2 separate regions of the Homo sapiens genome follow, and region 1 is linked to region 2. Evidence: chromatin contacts called from ENCODE Hi-C or POLR2A ChIA-PET data. All regions are on one chromosome and are shown on one strand. Each heading gives the region's core, a stretch centred on a gene start or an enhancer-like site at or near the end of the contact. The rest is flanking DNA. Distances are from core to core; before and after follow the strand shown.

The links. Hi-C counts contacts between places; a loop is a spot of excess contacts on that map. ChIA-PET counts read pairs that join two places held with the same protein, here RNA polymerase II (POLR2A). Pooled maps may share reads with other maps.
Region 1: a map of endothelial cell of umbilical vein shows a loop between it and region 2 (4-fold over the local background). The contact joins the enhancer-like site here to the promoter of LDOC1 in region 2. A Hi-C loop is called at or near these places in 3 of 168 maps with a recorded cell type or tissue (PC-3, endothelial cell of umbilical vein and mammary epithelial cell) and 1 of 50 pooled maps. POLR2A ChIA-PET finds 5 or more read pairs at or near these places in 1 of 52 experiments (HEK293).

The regions. Positions count from the first base shown.
Region 1 is chrX:141,219,539-141,222,927 of GRCh38, reverse strand. No RefSeq gene overlaps it. Among named protein-coding and RNA genes, the nearest start is that of SPANXC, 21 kb to the left of the region's middle. Within about 2 kb of position 2,132, at least 3 of the 41 ENCODE cell types and tissues checked have a DNase peak (open chromatin) inside an H3K27ac peak, as active enhancers do; they include PC-3 and endothelial cell of umbilical vein, where a contact is called at or near this core.
Region 2 is chrX:141,175,878-141,179,137 of GRCh38, reverse strand. LDOC1 (LDOC1 regulator of NFKB signaling) reads left to right here and starts at 2,009. Exons shown (of 1, transcript NM_012317.4): 1 at 2,009-3,260. The coding sequence starts at 2,117. The coding sequence ends at 2,557. RefSeq lists an enhancer at 2,445-2,944.

The DNA of each region.
Region 1 (3,389 bases), core at 883-3,382, 44 kb before region 2:
AGTAGCCTGCTTATTCATTCTTAATCCCTTATCAATCTCTTATTTCTATGGATTAGCTTCTTAGCACAGCTCATTTATGCAGAAGAACCTTGTCCAAATAAGGGAGAGAAATACTCTTGAAATGTTTGGCAGGCCACGAGTGCAGAATATTTGAAAGAAAATGTCATGTCGTGTCCACCTGGGTATATTTACATGTCTTTTCTTGATTTGTGAACCAAACAGTGTAGACTCCACTTGTCTTCAGTGGCTGTTTGAAGAATTTAAAAGAGTGAGACACCACTAGATCTCTGTGCCATCAGACAACCTAGGGTATTGGTTGAGACAGGTAAGCCTGAGTGTATGCTGAAAAGTATTTACTAGAGGATAGATGGGAGTGAGTTTCAGAAAACAGACTGATCTTGACAGTGAGCCTCTCTCCTACAGAAATCATTCATTGTGGGTAACTTTGGGAAGACAATGAGTTTTCATGTAAAGAAGGATGTTTTTGCTTTGGTTTTTGTTTTGTTTTGTTTTTGTTTTGTTTTGTTTTAGTTCTTGTAGTAAACTGATGGGAGGGAGAATGCTGGAACCCTTGTCAAGTCACTGATAGAAGGGGCTAACTGACCATACAAGCAATTGGTTTAGTGATATAATGTGCCAGAAAAGCTACACAGCTGAGCTGACATCTCCAGAATGAAACAATCGTCATTCCCACAGATAAGCATACAGCTGCTTTTCTGGCTTAGGTAGGGTCACGAATTTCATTTTCTTTTATTTATTTTAAACTTCATTTTATTTTCATGACATTGGAAAGATAAATATGATTCATACAGCTTGATGTTGTAGCTCAGGTGAGGCTATGGAATAGTAGCTGGCTTGCTGAGTCAATTAAGCAATAATTAATCACTTATTGACTGCAGAAACATACCAAGTTTATTTAAAGTTTGGTGTGATGGCAGCAGGGTATGTGTGTACAAATGTGTGTATGCGTCTGTAAAGTGTCTTCTCTGGTCTCCAGAAACCTAGAGATGAAATTGTGTTCCTGAAAATAGCCTGATTAAAATGCACTCTTTCCTGAACTCTTGTGGTTGTCTCATTGGTTTCCCACATCCACTTTTACTTATACTCATATCAGCCTGAGCAATTGGAGCCATTGGCCTGGAACACAAATCTGATTATGACATTCCACTGTTTAAACTCTCCAATGGCTTCAATTTTGTTGGAAAATAAAACTAAATTCTTTATGATGACATGAAATGACCATCACCATTGGCACTTGTCATAGCTTCCTTTACGCACCCTCACATAACCAAAAGATAAACTACACTGGACTGTTCCCAGAAAACAGCATAGGATGTTTAATTCCAAGCTTTTGAACATTCTCTTTTATTGCCTAGAATGCTGCTACTACCACACTCCATGAAGTCTTAACTCGAGTTTTAGCCTGGAGAAGCGTGAGTCTACTTTGAAAGACAGATACCCAAAATAGACAATTAGTCTTCTGCAGCAAAGCAGCAGATAAAGAGAATTGAAAATACCCTTGCAATGAACACCTAGTTAGTGCTGAACTAGATATAAAAAAGAATTCTTTCATGTACTTAGTTGAGATCGTAATTTCTGGTGTCCGAAATTAAGAAAAAACTGCTAAGTAAGAAGTATGTGAGTTAATATTAATGCTGTAACTACTACAGGGATAAGAATGATAAGGGGTTGTGGGTATCAGTAATATAAGAATTGGAGCTTTTGACATCCATCTGAGAACAGATTAGGCCTTTGGCTTATGGAGGAAAATAATTTGAAGTAAAATCCTGGCTTAAAGACAGGAACCTTGAAGGTCTGCATCTTTGGCTAAATGATGAGGTATGGGGGAATAAAAGAAATGACAAATTAAGATTCCTAACAATCCAGGGATACGACAAGTGAGAAATTTTGTGTTTTCATGTCTCTGGGTAGGAAAAAACCGTGAAAATATCTCTTCTAAAAATTCAAAGCTCTAGGTCTGTGCCACATGTGGATATGAAACTACACTCCACCTGTGTGATGCAGGAAACCTCAAGCCAAGAAATTGGCATAAAATTGGAAATAAACTGCCTTTATCCCTGGACATTGGCAAACATGAAATCATCCTGAAAGAATTTGCCTCCAGTCCAGATGACTCACAGCTTCCTGAAACTACTCATAGACATATAATAGTGAAACCGCAGACCAACAACAGGGGAACAATCCTTTCTTTTTTTTTTTATTATACTTTAAGTTTTAGGGTACATGTGCACAATGTGCAGGTTAGTTACATATGTATACATGTGCCATGTTGGTGTGCTGCACCCAGTAACTCGTCATTTAACATTAGGTATATCTCCATTTGGGGAACAATCCTAAGAGCTACCAAGGGAGGGAGAAGTTCACCTAACAAGAAGTAATATACCATTACATGGGTGTAAGTTTCTCAAAAGCAGTAAAAGAAGCCAAAAGACAATGAAATCATTACTTCAGGCAATGGAAGAAAGTAATTGCAAACCTAGCAATCTGTAACTGACTGATTATAATGTAAAAATGAACATACATTCAGATAAAGAAAGACTGAGAGGTCACCAGATTATAGATTTTGCTATAATGTTAATGGAACTACTATATAAAAATAAAAATTACACTCAGAGGAAGGACTGAGATGTAACAAGCAATGGTGAAAAAGAAGCTGATAAATACGTGGGTAATTTAAGCATGAGCTACATAAAACAATAACTGTAGCTTAACTTTAGATGGGCATAAAATGAAATGGAATTAAAATACTAGACATCTAAGAAGGGAAGAGGATGATCTCTGTAAAAAGTGATCTAAGAACTTTATTGTGCAAAAGGGGAGTAGAGGCACTGATAAGTTTAGAGTTTAAGTCACTTCTTTAAAATCTCAAAATTGATGACTAAAACATTAGAAATAAAATGTGAAAAAAAGGAAAACAGAAATGGATGAAATGTATTATTTATATGCTAATGGAGGAAAATGTAACAAAGATGAGCAGATTAGTAAATAGAATGCAAGAAAGGAGGGAGGTAAACTGAAGCAAAGAGAGAATCTAGAAAGAAATGCAAAAAGAAAATGGTACAAATATATTGAAATATATCTGTCATCACAATAAATGTAAATGTCCTTAATTGTCAGTTAAAATCAATGGTCTTATATTGCATATAAAACATGTAGCCATATGTTGTTTATAAGAGAGATGATTAAAATGTAAAGACCTTGAGACGTTTAAGATAAAGGAATGGAAGAAAACAAATCAGGATTAATGTGCCATGGGTATATTAATATCAATATTAAGCAAAACAGAATTTAGACAAAAGAGCATTTTTAGTTATATGATAATGCTAAAATGTATACTAAAGAGATATTAGTGGGAATTTATAAGCACC
Region 2 (3,260 bases), core at 760-3,259:
GGGATTACAGGCATGAGCCACCACGCCCAACCTTACATTTAACAATTTGAAGAGTATTTTTTGACTCTTTGTGCAGCGACAACTTCTGATTTTCATCTCAGCATCTTCACTCTGGGATGATTTTACTCGCCAAACATTAATGAAGCCTCTACTCTGGGCCAGAACTTTTCTAGGCATTAGGGATAGACCAGATAGCAAAAGCAGTGTTTGACTTATATATTCTAAAATGGAAGCAGATGATGAGCAAAGTACTGTATATACATACGACATGGTGGCCGGTAGCACAATAAATGTTATGTAGATAAATGAAGCAGAGTAAAGGGTTACAGATTGGGGGCAGAGAACAGGGTGCTCTGATAGGTCCGGTGGTCAGAAAAGTTCTCTCTGAAAGCAGTAGGAGGAGTCAGGCAGCCAACTGGGATGACAGCCTTGCAAGGCAGAAGGAATAGAAGATGCAAAGGCTATGAAGCCAGAACTGCTTGATGGGTGTGAGAATCAGCAAGGAGGACAGTGATTAGAGCACAGCAGAAACTGGGAAGAGGCACAGGATAGAAGGAGGGGCCTTGTAGGCCTTGGCTGCAACTTTGCTCTTTATTCTCAGGTGAAACTGTTGGAGGATTTTGAGCAGGAGAGTGAAGGGATCTTTTTTTTTTTCTTTTGAAACGGAGTCTCGCTCTGTAGCCCAGGCTGGAGTGCAGTGGCGCTATCTCGGCTCACTGCAACCTCTGCCTCCAGGGTTCAAGCAATTCCCCTGCCTCAGCCTCCCGAGTAGCTGGGATTACGGGCATGCGCCACCACGCCCAGCTAATTTTTTGTATTTTTAGTAGAGACGGGTTTCACCCTGTTAGCCAGGATGGTCTCGATCTCCTGACCTCGTGATCCGCCCGCCTCGGCCTCCCAAAGTGCTGGGATTACAGGCGTGAGCCACCGCGCCCGGCCCTAATTTTTGTTTTAAAGGATTCCCGTGGCTACTCTATGGAGAATATACTATAGGAAGAAAAGAGTGAAAGCTAAGTGATTAGTTGCAGCAGTCTGGGTGAGAAAGAAAGGCTAGGAATCAGGGTGGCAGTGGCAGAAATGACAAGACGTGATTGAATTGGCAATATATTTGAAAGCAGAGCCAACAATTCATGTTGGCTCTAGAATCAGGGATCCATTCAAAGTAGAAAAACAAAATTATTTAAAAACACAAACATCTTAACAGTTCATTTTTAAGTACAGAATAATACCCAGTGGCCAACGGCACTAATAGCAAGACAAGAAATAGAGAATCAAAGATATGTGGGATGCCTGCAATTGACTATTGGATGCTGATTTTGCAGAACTTTTTTATATCTTGTTACTTAGGTTTTGTGTGTGTGTGTGTGTGTGTGTGTGTGTGTGTGTGTATACCATATTATTTCCCTACTAAAGAAGTCACTGTTTAAATACTACCTTTTTCATGAAAGGCAGGACCCCCTGAGGGTCTTCATGATTCTAAAAGGAAGTGTGACTCCCACAGGGCAGCCAGCAGTGTCAATACTTCTCTGAGTGAGATTTAAATAAGAAAGAAAATGTGTTAATAAAACATCAAGCCAAGAGAATCTAGTGGCCACAGACCCACGAAGGAACACTGAGTTGTGCAAGCTACCTAGGTAGAAGGGTGGCTAATCCTTTCAGTTTGAACAAATTTACCTTCTCTGAGACCGGACTCAGCGCTCGCCAAGTCCTCTGCTAACGCAGGCCCCACAACTAGGAGCTAGGGGAGCCTATCCCAGCCTTTAACTGCCCGCCGAGAGACCTACCACAAGCCGGTGGTTCAGCGACCCAGCGCATCCTTTTCCTGGCCACGCCCTCTTTGTCTACACCCTTCCCATCCCGGCCACGCCCCCACGCCGCCGCGGCCCCCCCACTCCCAGCCTAGCCACGCCCCTCCCCCGTCGCGCCGGCGCACCGTCCGTCCGAATGGCCTCGTGGGCGGAGCTTGCGTAGCCTCCCGGACCCCGGCGCACACCGCCCCCCGCCCCCCGCCCCTGGCCACCAAGCGCCTCCGTGGACACGCACTTCCTGCGAGGGCTCCGTGCGCACCTTGGCCGAGCCGAACCGAGCCGAGTCCTGTCCTTCCAGGCCGTTCGCAATGGTGGATGAGTTGGTGCTGCTGCTGCACGCGCTCCTGATGCGGCACCGCGCCCTGAGCATCGAGAACAGCCAGCTCATGGAACAGCTGCGGCTGCTGGTGTGCGAGAGGGCCAGCCTGCTGCGCCAGGTACGTCCGCCGAGCTGCCCGGTGCCCTTCCCCGAAACGTTTAATGGCGAGAGCTCCCGGCTCCCCGAGTTTATCGTGCAGACGGCGTCTTACATGCTCGTGAACGAGAACCGATTCTGCAACGACGCCATGAAGGTGGCATTCCTAATCAGCCTCCTCACCGGGGAAGCCGAGGAGTGGGTGGTGCCCTACATCGAGATGGATAGCCCCATCCTAGGTGATTACCGGGCCTTCCTCGATGAGATGAAACAGTGCTTTGGCTGGGATGACGACGAAGACGACGACGACGAAGAAGAGGAGGATGATTATTAGGCCCTCGACCCTCGGGCCTCGGGGGGGAGGGCCCTGCACGCCGCCACCCCCTCCCCGCAGCCCTCACCCCGCCAGGAGCCACTGCTCTCCCCCTTGCCCTCCGGTCCCCTTACCTACCCGCGCCCGTCTGCTCTCTCTCTTCATTTCTCCGTAGTGCTTGTCTTTGTTCCAGGAATAGCGCTCCAGTTACCTGCTGCTGGGGTCGGGGCTGGAGCCTCACTCACTCGGAAGTGCTTGGAAGTGTCATCTACCCTGGCCATCCCCGGGATCCCTCCCCTGCTAATCTGAACTGTGTCCTGAACCCCAGCTATTGGCCAGGCCCCTGTTACAAACTGCGCAGACCACCCGTAGCCCTGCTGCTGCCACCTGCCCTGCTGCCAGGCTTACATCTTCCCAGAGAACTATGCTGCCACTTCACATCCACTCACCACATCCCACCTACAGACTACCACCTTTCGAGATCAGGACCAACCTGGAAAATGCCAGAGTTGGCTATGCCTTTTCAGACATTGATTTGGACAGCTCACCAACCCCTGAAGGGGCCGTTCAGCCTGGTTAGTTTTCTACCTACTCCGAGTGTCCTCCCCTGCCCCACCAGATTGCTGCAGGGGCGCGGTGTGCCTGGCAGCCAAATTGTTGACACTTCTTTTTTCCTATGCACTGGTTTTACACAGCTGTCATTTTTCTTTCAAAATTGCAGCAG